Linked DNA regions of Mus musculus: region 1 is linked to region 2. The links are chromatin contacts, found by Hi-C or POLR2A ChIA-PET in ENCODE. All regions are on one chromosome and are shown on one strand. The core of a region is the stretch at or near the end of the contact, and the rest is flanking DNA. Distances in the headings are between cores, read along the strand shown.

What was found. Hi-C counts contacts between places; a loop is a spot of excess contacts on that map. ChIA-PET counts read pairs that join two places held with the same protein, here RNA polymerase II (POLR2A).
Region 1: a loop to region 2 is called in a map of v-Abl transformed pro-B cells, with 3 times the contacts of the local background. The contact joins the promoter of Fbxo5 here to the enhancer-like site in region 2. A Hi-C loop is called at or near these places in 1 of 37 maps with a recorded cell type or tissue (v-Abl transformed pro-B cells). POLR2A ChIA-PET finds 5 or more read pairs at or near these places in 1 of 5 experiments (Patski).

Annotation. Positions count from the first base shown.
Region 1 is chr10:5,800,679-5,807,958 of GRCm38, forward strand. It overlaps Fbxo5 (F-box protein 5), which reads right to left and starts at 4,787. Exons shown (of 5, transcript NM_025995.2): 1 at 4,581-4,787; 2 at 1,191-1,854; 3 at 474-564. The coding sequence starts at 4,659.
Region 2 is chr10:5,202,163-5,209,767 of GRCm38, forward strand. Syne1 (spectrin repeat containing, nuclear envelope 1) reads right to left here. Exons shown (of 146, transcript NM_001347711.1): 86 at 7,294-7,431; 87 at 3,086-3,271; 88 at 2,793-2,915; 89 at 1,890-2,072. Among named protein-coding and RNA genes, the nearest start is that of Gm51757, 120 kb to the right of the region's middle. Within about 2 kb of position 6,354, at least 2 of the 3 ENCODE cell types and tissues checked have a DNase peak (open chromatin) inside an H3K27ac peak, as active enhancers do.

The DNA.
Region 1 (7,280 bases), core at 3,537-6,036, 600 kb after region 2:
CCATACCAATAGAGGGCAGCAGTCAGCTAACAAACATTTATTTTAGGATTTTTGAGAACAGGTTCAAGATGTAGCTCCATGCTGTCTTTAAACTTCTCAAGCCTCCAGTATTCCAAGATTACAGACACTTGAGACCATCCTGCCTTAGGAGCATACTTCAATCATGTAATGATCAACTGTCAGAAACACCACAATTAGCAAGTACTTTAGAAAATTAAACTCTTCCTCTATACCAGGAAGTTAACTGGTTGCTTAAGACCACTTTGTGGTTGGTGTGTCTCATACAAAGTAGAATTTTTTAAACTTAGGCTTATTAACAAGTTCTATAGAGGATCCACACACTGCGAGCGCCTCACACCCTTCCTCCCCAGGAAGCTGCCATTTCTTATGAATTGAATGAATTTACAAGCACTTGTTTCTCCCCCTAAAAGAGCAATGGCAGCTTAAGAGAAAGAGCACTTTGGAAGACTTACAATGACTCGCTGCATGGTTTTGCTGTAGAGCTGGAACGCCCCCTTATTGTTTTCCAGTATCTTCTTCCAAATTCTGCTCACTTTAGACAGACTGAAAACAAAGGAGACAAAGGTCTAAGTCCAACAGAGAACTGAAGCAGATGACTACAAGCTACACTAACCCAACACGCACTGAAACTGGGTGGATTAAGATCTGGGAATGACAGAGCCCAGTTATGAGTGCTTAGCCAGACTACCAAAGAGCCAGCCAAAACTTTTTAAGTTTTTAAAAAAACTCCCACCAAGCTTGTTGTATATCCATTTTTGTCTTGAGTATCTATTAGGATAAGCAATTTCACACCAGTACAATGTATACACCTCCACCTTAGTGTGACAGGATATTAGGCTAACTTGTAACCAATTTTGAAAAATCTATTACATCAACTGAAATAGCACACCTCACAATGCTGAATACAGAAACCACCCACTAATAGAAACCACCTTATCTACCCATTTCATTGCAGCTAGCCAGATAATTCAGTATAGAATACATTCTTCTAATGGCAGACTATGAAATTCAAAGTGACAAGACTGGATGCAGATTTCCATAGATTTTCTTCCATTTCAAATGTCAACCAAACATTAAAAGGAAGTCAGCACTAAGACCACTTTACATTGGTCTGCTCAACCAGGTCCTATGTTATCTATACATGCAGTGCGCAACACCCTCAAACTCACTTTACTAAGTCCATGCCGCTGAGCTTAGTCAAAATGTTAGCCAACAGGTGCACGAATCCCCTGCGGGAGAGCTCAGCCAGGATGTCTAGGTGCTCCAGGCCCATTTTCTTGCCAATTATATTTTGCAGTCTAAAGTTCCCGCTGGCAATAACTTCCTTCAGCATTTCTCGATCCACTTTAGGGTTTCGCTTGCCATTCTTTTTTAGTGTTGAGCAAACCACTCTTTCAAAATGCAGGACAGGCAGCAAGGTTTTGTTGGGATGCTGGTCCGGGCTCTGTGATGGCAGCAGACGGGCCTGGGGACTGTTTCTGAAATTCTCCAGGATAAGGATGCCATCGTCACGGTCACTTTGTGTGAAAGATGAGTAGCCACTGTCCTCATACAGTCTACTGGCCTCTAGCTCTTCTGTTTCGTTTGAACTATCTAGTGTGTTTTGTACGCGTTGATTTTCCTTGTTATCATGTCCCACAATTGGTGAGTCGATGAAAGACAACCTCTCATGGTTTCTAACACAGTCATTACAGGAAGGTTCCAAACACACGGGACTGTAGGAAGCTTCTATCCCACTGTCCTCAGGCTTCACCACTTCAAGCTCGGAAAGATCAGGGTTGCAATTAAAACACTTCATTGTAACAGAAAGAACAGGGCTTTCTTCTTTACAACCTACAAAAAGTACACAAGAAATAGAATAAAAATCACTTTTGTGGTAACTTGTTCCCCAACGTCTTGCTGAGAACTGAACTCTGGGTCTTTATAGACATTATCATAACCCTTATATACCCAGCACCAGAAATGGATATCTTCCATTACCATGGTGTGCATGTGCCAATAAACAGAATATTAACTCAATACTATTAACTAAAACCCATACATGACACAGTTCCAGGACGCCACACCCCATCTAGCTATCATTTCCATAGGCTTCCTTAGAACTAATGAGCCAAGCCTCCTCTCCTCCACTAACTCTTCTCTGTGGGCACAGCAGGCGTCATGCTGCACAGGTGAAGCTGATGGGGCAGCACCCCCCCACCCCCGCCGTCCCTCCCTTCCCTGAGTTCCCTTAGTCAGTTCCTCTGAACTGAGACTGAGACCACACGGCCTCATTTCTTTGAGACAGAGGACTTGCAGGAGCAAGAAAGCCATAGGACAGGCAGCTCCGGCATCAGCACAGGGAGATGCTCTCCGTCTGCCTGTGCAATGTTTACCTTTGGCCCGCACTGCTCTAATTCTCATCTCACAGCTGTCCCAGCTGGCCTGGGGCTGCACTGCACATGCTGACATCATTTTGATTTTTAAGTATTTTTTCTTTTAAACTTCTCCAGACTACAGGACTCTGTTTTCTAAATTAGAGAGAAGTATCAGAAGATAAGAGTCTGGACCTTAACACACACACAGCTAAATCCATCTGAGAGCAAGAGATTTCAATTTCTAAGTGCTCCAAAACAGTAAGAAATATTTTATATTATGTTCATGTTAGGTAGACACAAAGGCAGATTAAGGAATTCCATACTCCCCCAATCAAACAAATGTGGGGTACATATCTAGTCTTGCTATTTTCATCTGATATCCACTTAATGGCAAAAACTTGGCCTCAGTTTTCCCACCCACAAAATGGGGAAGAAAACAAAACTGGATTAAATGGATGATCTAATTAAAAGCATCTGTTTATCTAGTTAAATCACAAAAAGGCAAACTTGCTGGCATTTCTTACACTGAAAATCAAGATAAATTCCACAAAAGCACAAATGAGGAGGCAAAACTTCAAATGAAAGAATCTCTGCGGAGCTTTCTGACCAGCTTATTCTATTAGGTTTTGGGGAGGGGGCTGTCCTTAAATGAACTTACAGATAAAACGAAAAATATTTCAATGTTTTAGAACTCACATTAGCACCCCTCAGCCAATCACGGGATGGGGGAAAGGTGGAGAGCTAAAGTGCACCAAGTCTGGCCTTTCATTTAACTTATAAACACAGGCTTTACACTCCAGATTAAAGACTGTAATGAAAGCTGGCCTTAAAGTCTTAGCTCTTCCATATGTTAACTAGGTTTCAGTCTCAGTCCCCAGCCATGTGGCCAAGGTCAAACACCATCCCTTCTTTGTGCAAGGGTGAGGAAAGGTGATTGAAAGTATAAGCCAAGAGAAAACCTTTAAGTCTACTTTGAAAAATATTTAAATGTTCTAATTATTTTTTAAGGTTTCTTCAAGGCTGTAAACCCAGTGGGGGAGGGGAGTTGGGGGCAGCAAGCATTTCCTGAGGAGGAAAGCTGAGCAAAAGAATCCCTTCGTAAACCATTAAATTTCTTATTTTCTAACGGAGACTCGGGTACTCTTTTACAGACACATTCTGCTAAGCTAGTACTTTCTTCTCTTCAAGACTTAATTCCTTTTCTGATGAAGAAAGATTATTGAGGATATATATATATATATAGAGAGAGAGAGAGAGAGAATGAATTACCTCTTCCTTCAGTTGGAAATTTTCTACGATAGAACCGATGCATCTTTCATTGAGATGCCAAGAAAGATAAAAAATTAATAAGAAAATAAACAATTGATTCTCTCTGCTCACCTAAACGTTGGAAAAAGTGACCATTAATTCTTCAAAACACCCGAAAATTAAACAATCCCTCCTCGATTCTTTCATCAGCTAAACACTACAGGCAAACTCACCGTTTTGGAGGAAAAAGGGCGCTTTTTAAAAGGCCCTGCTGACTCCAGGCCTTGAGACTTACTGAGAAGCAGCAAAACAGGGGAGGAAAAAAAAAACTTTTTCCATTTGGTACAGTGGGCAGGCGGGGGCTGGGGGGTCCTTTACATTTGGCGGGAGCTGAGAAGGAGCCCCTAGAAATGCTGAGGGGGTCGGTGGTGGGAGGTGCCCCGAGGGCGCGGTGCACGAGGGAAGGCGGGAGATAAGCGCGGAGCTCAATCTCCCGCGCTCTCCAGCCAGGGCTCTGAGGGCAAAAAGTTACGGAGACTGAGTATGGATGTGAGATAGATGAGTTGTGAAATGGGGGGCGTAGAGGCTAGAGATGGGGCCATCTGGCCAGCTTGGAGTCCCACAGTCCTGTCACAGCTCGAGCATGAGTTGAGGAGGGGAGAGGAGGGGGCATTTGGCGCCCAGGCAGGGGGTGGGGTGGAATGCGGCGCGCAGAAGCCACTACCTTGCACGTCCCCAGTGCAGGGTCTCGGGGTGGGATGGAATAGTAGGACCCCGTACAAGGCCGACCACATCTGTCCCACTCTGCACCAGCCACCCTTGCTCCGCGCCTTCCTCCCAGTCCCGGGCCCAAATAGGTCGCCTGAGGCCCGGAACACCGTGATCTGCAAGCACCCAGTTTCTGAGGCTGCCGCCACAGAGAAAGGATTCCCACGATGCCCGCCTCACACTCACCGTCCACGGTAGTCCGCGCGCCAAGACGGCAGGGACAGGAGGACGGCCGGCGCAGGTCACTGCAGGTGCGCCGGCTCATGCCGCAAAACTCGGGCTCCAATGCTGGGGAGGTGGCGGCGACGACAGGAAAAAGGTGGCCGGCCAGACGAGGCGCCGAGCCGCAGCTCTTAAAAGGCGCCAGCTGGTACTTTTAAAATCTTTGAATTTGGTGCCCAAATCAGAACAGACCAATGGGGCGCGGCGTTTGCACAAGCGTGCCAATAGGCAGGCGGCATGAGAGGACGCCCTCGCTCGCCCAATAGGAGGGCGCGGGGGCGGAGCCAGCCCTGGAGCCTGGGCTCCTCCCACACGCCCAGATCCTCGCCTCCCCAAAGTTGCTGATGGAGCTGGCAAGCACGCCCATGTAGGCGTGGCCTGTGAAGGCGGCTGGTCCTCTGCGCAAACCCGCCATGCTGCCCTCTCCCCGCACCCCCCCTCCGTTATCCCGCGAACCGGCTTCTCCAGAGTCCTCATGTCCTGGGGACAGCTCCGACTTCTGCCTGAAAGTCTGTGATGGACACAGGCGGGCCCCCAGTCTTCCTCCATCGTCTGTTACGAGCGAGTTTGCAGAGCTGCAAACCCGCCACTCTGAGTGCACACCTTCCGGAAAACAAGCCCTTCCCCTGGCTCCGGACCCGCCTCTCTAGGATTTAGGCGCGCTCTACTCTCCCTCCTAAATTGGCTCCACCCCCTGCCTGGAGCTCCTGCGCTTGCGTATTGCGCGGCCGCCACTACGGAGTTGGCGGGTTGGCGCTTGCGCGCGAGGAGCCTGGCGGTTCCCTCCGGGCGGGGCGGACTAGCTGGGGGGGACATGTGACCGGAGAACCGCCCTTGCCCTGGGGATGGCGCGCAGCAGGACCCCGGCGTCCCTTTGCTTGGCGCCTTCCGAAGGCTGAGGGCGCGGCCTAACTTAGATCTGGCCATTGCATTCTTTTTTTCTTTTTTTTGGGTTGGGGGCGGGGGGGCCGGTTCGAGACAGGGTTTCTCTGTATAGCCCTGCTTTGGCCATTGCATTCTTTTGGGTTTTCAACCACCACGAATTCTTAAAAGTGTTAATTTGTATTTTATTTTATGTGTTCTTAACCTTCGTTGGCTAGGCTCGACAGCCGACCTGTTCCCCTAAATAAGTCAGACTCCCGTCTCTTTGGGGTGGAGCGCCCTGGCTGCGTGGATATTTTTATATCAAAGGCGAGAGTGAAAGTATTATTAAGTCTGATGGTGAGCTATAGTGCACCACTAATGATGCTGGGCATGCACGTCTTGAATTTATTTCTAAGTGGTGACAATACACTTAACTTCTTTTCAGACTACAGAGCAGTAAAGCTACAGGATATGCCATTTCCCTCTTGCTTTTCTGCAAGAGCATATGACTTTCTGTTAGTGTTCCATGCAGCTCCTGTGTAAAGCGGGACCAAGATTGGACTGAGTCATACAAACGTTGGGTGGATCCAGTTTTTATCAAATTCTTTTTGTTTATCCCTAGTTTTCTGGCATTTTCACGTTTGGAGTGTTGCAAAAAAAATAGTGATGTAGGTGGTGTTGCTTACCAAAATCTTGACCGCTATTTCTGTTTTGTACCTGAGAACTTTGCCTCTAAGTAAAAAGGCTGAAAAGACACGAGCCCTGTCTTTAAGGAAGTTTATATCCTAATGAGAAGGAATTTGGCAATCAAAATTTTCAGTAAATGAAAGATACTAAACTACGTGTTAAAAGAACTGTTAATAGAGACATAGGTTGAGAATCTTGAATGGTCAGTTAAGTTTGACACTTTGAACTGTATTGACCTCACAAAGAACTACATTAAAAAAAGTGCCTAGAGCTCAAGCAAGGGGGACAGGGGTGTGTGTGTGTGTGTGTGTGTGTGTGTGTGTGTGTGTGTGTGTGTGTTTGCATCCGGAAAAGTCAGAAGCTAGATCATGTGGTATTTGTAGATTGTAAGAACTTTAGTTGGAGTCTTGCTGAATGGATATTAAAATGCTACGTGGTCGGGCATGGTGGCACACACACACACACACACACACACACACACAGGAGCCAGAAAACCTAGTTCCCCAGCAGAGAGAGTTACACAGAGAAACCCTGTCTCAAAAAACAAAACAAAACAAAACAAAAAAAATTGTCTCAAATAATTTTAAATGCTGTACCAGGGAGATCTTTGTGCATGCGAAATATACTTCCTAATGTGAAATAACACTAGATGCAGACCATTGGTGTGTACAATAATGGATTTGGCTTTTAGAGGCAGTGGGAACCTGTCACAGTGCTGAGGAATGACAAGAAAAAGCTTACTATTAGCTTGCCATTCTTAAATATCTTAGCAATATTTTCACTTTATACGATTGTGCTTAGAAGTCTAAGATCTTACTGTGGTTTCAGAGCTAGTCAAGGAGTGTACAAACTTTTGAATCCTCGTGAGATCGGGAAGTATTCTTGAGGGCAAAATGAACCAAGTTCCTTTCAGCAAGAGTCCAGTAGTTCCTTCTGTTATTCCAGGAAGTAATATTCTTTGCTGGAACTTGATAGTACACATTCCTGTTTCTACTCTGCTTAACCTTGGAAACTCCTTATCTTTTATTTGCATATACAGAGAGATGGAAATTTCAGGTGGGAAGGCAAGTTTAGCAAACAACTGAGCACCTGGAATGTAACCTTTGGTTCTTC
Region 2 (7,605 bases), core at 5,104-7,603:
GTTTTTTCTATCAGTCACTGGGTGGCTTTCCCACTAACATTACCTTCTTTTCCCCAGGTCCAGGAAGTCAAAAAGAGATGGATAAAGTCCTTCAGATGGTGCAACTGAACAACTTTCACTCAGCTCCATCAACTTTTTGAAAGATTATAATAGAATTATTAATGGGATCAAAATAGGTGAGCTGTTAGGATTCTCTCTGGTCTGCCTTCTTAAGACTGTCCTGAAGATGAGCTGTCAGGACAAAAGCCTTCCTTCTCTCTGTATGAGAGATACTGACTGATGGGTTGGGAAAATACCTCAGATGGTAAAGTGCCCATCACACAAGTTTAAGGATCTGAACTCAAATTCCAAATATTAAAGCAAACAGCCACATCTGTAACCAGCATTGAGAGGTGAGGGATCAAGGACAAGGAGGGTCCCTGGAGCTTAAGGAAATCTACTAGTTCTGGATTCAACAGAAGACTCTGTCTCAAAAAATAGAGGGCAAGGGAGGAAGACATATTCTGTTGACCTTAGCCTTCACATGCATGTACATGAACCCACATACATGAACCCACATACATGTACATGAACCCTCATACATGTACATGAACCCTCATGCACATTGTGGTAGTTTGAATATGCTTGGCCCAGGGAGTGGCACTGTTGGGAGGTGTGGCCTTGTTGGAGTAGGCGTGGCTTTGTTAGAGGAAGTATGTCATTGTGGGTGTGGGCTCTGGGAACCTCCTCCTATCCATATGGGAGACAGTCTTCTCCAGTTTGCCTTCAGAATTAGATGTTCTCTCAGCTCCTTCAGCTTCATATCTGCCTGCCATAATCCTGCCTTGATGATAATGGACTGAACCTCTGAACCTGTAAGCCAGCCCCAATTAAGTGTTTGTCCTTTATAAGAGTTGCCTTGGGCAGGGCGTGGTGGTGCACACCTTTGATCCCAGCACTAGGGAGGAGGCAGAGGCAGACAGATTTCTGAGTTTGAGGCCAGCCTGGTCTACAAAGTGAGTTCCAGGACAACCAGGGCTACACAGAGAAACCCTGTCTCAAAAAACAAAAACAACAACAACAACAACAACAACAACAACAACAACAAAAGCGTTGCCTTGGTCATGGTGTCTGTTCACAGCAGTAAAAACCTAAGATACATATACACACCCATACTATCTATTATGTACATGTATCACACACTAAAATGCAAACCAAATTTTAAAACAATGTTGAATAACAAGACACCAGCCAAGAGTTCCAGTTCCAGATAATACTAATTAAGCATGGCCAGTAGCCTTGGGGCTCTGATGTCAAACAAATTACAAGGTAATGAGTGATCAAGGGTGGTTGATCAAATGAGCAGGCATTGTTTTAATGAGATATAACTATGTATCAATCAGGGGAATACTTCTTACAAGAAAAGATATAGTAAGTAGCATTATTTCTTCATGGGAATTATTTTTCTCTTCTTACCTCAAAAGATTAAGAGCTGTGCTTGGATGTCCTTCTTAGGCCAGAAAATACACAAATTGGATGACATATGAATGCTGTTGTGTAATACAAACTTTGCAAGCCCATATCACCAGGCTCTAGATTCTTTTCAGATACATATATGACCACATACAAAACTAATGTGTATGAATCATTCATTTAAAAAAAATCACCAAAAGATAATTTTCATTTAAAGGTAATTTTTAGAGCTCTTTCCCCGGTCCTGTGTGGATGATCCACATAATAGAGTCTTAATCTCTTGATTTTATATAAGTACAACAGACTGTCAAATTTAGCACTCTGGGTGTTTTGATGGCTGAGCCCACACAATGCTAAGAAAAGCAGCCCATGACTCATGTGCTTTTGCTCTGCCAGCGTGGGCCCCCGGGCTGAACGGGATGCACAGTTGCACCTGCCTGCATGATGTTGCACTGTTGGATGGCTGTGTGCTGCAGCTGACTGGCTTCCTCTTGCAGCCGCAGGGCAGCGTGGCACAGAGGCAAGCTGGCGACCACGTCCTCAGGGATCCGGAGAGCACTCTGGCAGAGCTGTACGGCTTGCATCTTTGGCTTCAGTGACTCCATCTCAGACAGCAGATGCTGAAAGGGGCCATGTTACAGTTTAAGCCCTTGGTAATTTTATCATGTATTACATAAACAAAGACATTTCCTGAATTGTAGCTACCAGGACAATGTGGGTCAATACAGTTTGCAAGGAAGATATATTCTAAACAACAAATCCATGTTAAGACTATCACTGGGCTTAGAAAACATGTTTCTTGGGGCTATTTTTAAAATGTAAACCCCTAGCCCCATTCATCCTAAAGTATTACATGTGCATGTCTGTGTTTGTGTGTGTGGGTAAATGCACATGTGCCTTTGAGTTCCTAATGGCAGGTGCAAAATGAGGATTGTACATATATGTATACATAAGAAGGTCAGAGGACAGCAAACACACCTACCATTATTCAACAGCTGTTTACATTTTTAATTTTAAGACATGATCTTTTGTTGGACCAGAGCTTGCCAAGTAAGCACCAGGGACCTGCCAATTTCATTCTCCTCTGCACTGAGATTTTAAGCACATGTCATCCTGACTAGTTTTGTTTTCTGATAGAGGATCTCACTATGTCAGTCTAGCTGGCCTTGAACTCACGTAGACCTGGTTGGTCTTGTCTACCTACTGTTCCCTCCTGAGGCTTGGATCGGCCACGCCCAGGTTTTTAGTGTGAGTTCTCTTGGGATCCAATGCTGAGTTTGTAAGACAACAACTGTGAAAGCTGAGCCATTCCCCAGGCCTCCCTCGGTTCCTTTGCGTACCTGCCGATGGCACAGCTGCTCCTTGAGACTACGGCGCCCGACTTCTGGAGAAGTCAGAATTGTCTGGGCTTGTTCCAAAGCCACCTGCAAGTTTCTTAGCTCGCCTTCAAACTTTTTCATGTCCTGGAGAACAAACCCCAGTGAACATCAGAACATTTAAAGTTCAAAGTCATAACCGAAGAACTGCATCATATTCAAGAAACTATCTCACCATGGGTGAGCGCTTTCTCCCCGGGACAGCACGCCAGGTTGTTTTGTTTTGTTTTGTTTTGTTGTGTTGTGTTTTGTTTTACCTTGGCTGCATCTTGGAGGTTCCTCAAACGAACTCTGATCGCCTGCCGTAACTCCTCCATCTCCCGTCCAAACTGTGTCACTTGCTGTGATAACTTTCCTGTGCAGTACACGTTGGCAAGGTGTTGCACTTTCTCAGCCATTGCTTCCAGGTCACTGTCAATTTCGCCAGATTCTTCTAACAGTGTCTAGAGTAAAGTGTTTGTATTTGTGAAACGGATATGCAGGCAGGGACGGGGGTAGGGGGAATACAGATATGTATAGAGGAGTAGAAAGACCCAATAGACTAGGAAAAGATCAAAAAGAACTATGAACATGGTACAATGTTTGGCCATCTCACCCCTATGAGTCCACTCACAGGCTACATATACATTGTCATCCTCATTACATAGACAACAAGGTCAAGTCCAGGAATCTTTATAACTTGCTAAGGCCACTTGTTCATGAGTATGGGACTTAAGGATTCCTGCTCTCTCACACCCAGGCTGCCTCGCCTTGTGGCAGGACACGGAGCTATCAGCCAGCGGTGGTGATGCTTCGGCACATTGTGTCTTGATCACATCTCTGCTTGGATCCTGCCTTTTCCCACGTTTGCACTAAAGAAGGCCTATTCAGCTCTTAGGTTATACAACTAAGATCTGAATGCTGGAAGATGCAAAGAAAAGCACAAGTTTTGCAAACAAAAACCTTTGCTTACTTATTCAAAGTAAGACAGGGAGGAAAAGGCTACTTGCAATGTTGAGGGGAGTGTAGTCCCCCCCTCATCACTCAGCCCAGTGCCTGCTGGGACTTACAGCAGTAGAACAATACAAACAGACAACAAACATATACAGACACGTGCATTGGAATATGGAGAAGAAAATGAAAGGGTAGCCACGTATTAAAGGGTAACTCAACCCAAATGTGGGACAACTTGCTGGTAGGTTGAGATAAGGGTCCTACTGGGTTCAAGAAAGATATCAGCACATTAACAGATGAGGAGGAAGGGAAAGACACTTTGTACTGAGGAGATGGTGTATGCAGGGCACAGAAGTTGGGGAGCACGGAATGTGCAGTTGGGGAGATATATGAGGAATATAAAAAACAGGGGTATGTTACTCTGTTAGATTATTTTTAGATATGAAAAGCAATTTTCTTTTCACAGTGAATGTAATATATATAAATATAAGAAAAATATCCATTTGCCTGGGTTTGCAGCCCCATGGAGGGAGCAACATTATCAACAGGCCAGACCCTCCTGAGCTCCTGGGGACTGCACCACCAACCTAAGAATACACATGGAGGGACCCATGGCTCCGGCCACATATGTGGCAGAGGATGGCCTTGTTGGACATCAGTGAGAGGAGTAGCCCTTGGGCCTGAGGAGGTTTGATGCCCCAGCATAGCAAAATGCCAGGGCAGGAAGACAGGAGTGGGTGGGTAGGGGGCACCCTCATAGAGGCAGAGGGAGGAGGGATGGAATGGGGGTTTTTGAAGGGGAGACCTGGAAAGGGGAAACGTTTGAAATGTAAATAAAGAAAAATGTCCAATTTAAAAAAAAAGAAAAAGAAAAATACTCTATTATATCACGTCCAAGGCAGGGTTGTCCAAACTCGTGACACCGTGACACAACTCTCACTGACAAATATGTTCATAGCTACCCTGGGATGTGTGTAGACTGTGGGCTACAGATTGTATATGCCTGAAAGGAAAACTGTAAGATGTCATTGCTAGTACATATGGGCATTTTTAGGAGTTAAGAGCATAATGTGTCTCCTGATTTCCCTCTTTCATTGGACATTTGAACACACGGGTTTTCTTATACTGCATTTGTCGAAGGGTAAACCCAGGCATCTGTGCTTCCTGGTGGAAACACAAGGGCGGGGACCCTCTGGGATGAGTTCCCTCCTGGACTTTGCAGCAGACAAGCAGAGCAGTCTAAGGTTGCTTGCTTGCTTTGGTTAAGGATTCAGTCAAGCCACCCAGCAGTTTGTGTCATGAACACTAATGTCAACCACACATAGAACTGTCTGATCTGGGCTGTGCTATCTCTCTCTAGTACATCCTTTGTCCCTCTTCAATGAGAGAGAGGCCTGTCCTTGTCTGCTGCAGGGTAGAAGCATCCCCCTTCTACTCCAGCAACCTGCTTTCCACTGCTGGGTCTGCTTTCTGAAACTACAATGAAAATCTTCATGACTTTTTTTTTTTTTTCTAAAGCTTACATTATGCTCCACAATGTGCAAAAATATCTTAGAAAAGCATGATCTAACATTGAAATTTTCTTTACAGTTCCATCACACTGCCATCAGTTAGCAGGTCATCGGGCTTGCTGGGTGAGCTTGATGACCCACGTCTGATCCCAGAATCCTACAGTGGGACAGAATGGACTCTCTTCCTGAAGGTTTACTCTGACTGTTACATGCATGTGTGCCTGAACTCTCATCCTCCCTCCCCCTCCCTCCCCCATCTTCTTCCTTCCCTCCTTACTTCCTCTCTCACATACAAAACAAATACATATATACATACATAAGTACATAAATAATAAAATCCTCCTACAGTTATTAATATCATTTTAAATATTTCCTACATTTTGGATTACAGCCCCAGTTAAGGAATCCAGGAAGCAAAATGAACAGGAAATAAAATGCCAGCTTATATTACTGTAATTGCTTTTCAAATGATTTTACTGAATTATCAGCAGGGTTTTTTTTTTTTTTAAGTGGTATTATCTTGACAGTTAAAATTCCCTTTATCTTTTCTGTTCTTACAACTGCATCTTCAGAGTCCTAGAAGTTAGTTGTATTGCCATTGATTACCAGCTGGTTTGTAAAGGAAGTCTGGTCTGTTGGCGTCTAAGCACACACACAGAGCAAACGATCCAGGCGTCTGAGAGGTACAGATGTCTGTGTCTGGGAGGAGTGTGTGTGACTGGGAAGAGGACAGAGATCATAGGGGCTGGAATTCGAGCCATGGAAACATTCCAGGAGGAAACAATATCCAGAACCACCTCGGGGAAAAGGAAAAAGGGAAGTTTATTTAAAAGATAAGTCCTATGGGGAAATACACCCATACAACCTAAATAAAAGCCAGCCTGTATTTTGTGGCAAGATCTGTTAGAAATGTGCATTTAAGTCAACTGTAACTTACTAGAAGGGTGAGATAATTTCCGGAGAGGATGGCCAAAATAAAAAGGAATATTTTTGTCTCCTAAGTTCAGAGGAAATGAAGTAATGTGTCCCTCTGGGGTGTGGATATAGGATCTGCTCTCAGCGCTCTGACCTTCTGAGTAAGCCACATGACTCAGCCCTGGCTGTGGCCTAGAGGAAGCAGGGCCTGCCTGGAGCATCAGCATGTACCTGGAAGTGCTGGATGTTTGCTCCCAGGCAACTGACACAGGAACACTACTGGGCATTCCCATATTACGGGTGAGAAGGCAGAACCCAGAGACAAAGTATTTTGTTCCAAGTCACAGGGTACCAGTTGGTAGAGCTTGTCTTAACCCTCCTCCTTCCAGGGTGTGATGCTTCTAATCTCTCTACGCTCCCCTGTGTCTTTTCCTATGAAAGAATTCCCTGCATCTCCCAAAGAAGGGTCTACAACAAAAGCGGCAACAATAACACACAAATCACAAGTGCCACAGGGGTAGGGAGGAATGCTTTCAGGCTCAGAGAAACACGTTTATAAGGAAAACAGAGTATATGTATGTATATATATATATATATATATATATATATATATATATATATATATATGTTTGTATACAGTCTCATGAACTGTCATCCTTAGCTACTTTTGATCAATCCAGAACAGCAAGTCAGCCTCTCTCTCTTTCTCCCTCTCTCTCTCATATATATGCATATATATATATATGTGTGTGTGTATATATATACACATATATATACATGTATGTATATATATACATATATATGTATACATGTATGTATATGTATGTATGTATGTGTGTATGTAAATATATATATGCACATACATGCCACAGTGCCTAGGGACGGATGAGAGGACAACTTGCAGGAGTCAGTTCTCTCCTTCCGCCATGTAGGACCCGGGAATCAAACTGCAGTCACCACCAGACTTGGCGGTGATTACCTACTGAGTCACCCGGATGGGGCCCGAGCATTCTTCCTATCTGGTATTTTACAAAATTGTCTGTTGGTCTAACCCAGTCAGACTGACTGTTTTTACTCTTAACTTTGTTTTTTTCCCTGAAATTTACCTGGTGCAAGATGTACTGTTCCTGGAGCTGGCTTGCTGAATTCCAGGCGATGTTTCCATGAACCAAGACTTTAGCTTTCTCGATCCATTTCCGAACAGTCTCGAGCATTTCATTGTACTCTTCCATGTGGGATAACGCCTGTAAAAGCCATTCACACTCAGATGGATGTAAATCCTGTCTTGTCAGCGGGATTGAACCCTATTCAGGTCTTTGGATCCAACCATCCCAGAGGCTGGTACTTACAACTGTGATATCAAAAGGGACCCTGGGAAGTCACTTGCCTATAGGGAATCTGTTAAGGATTTCCCAGTG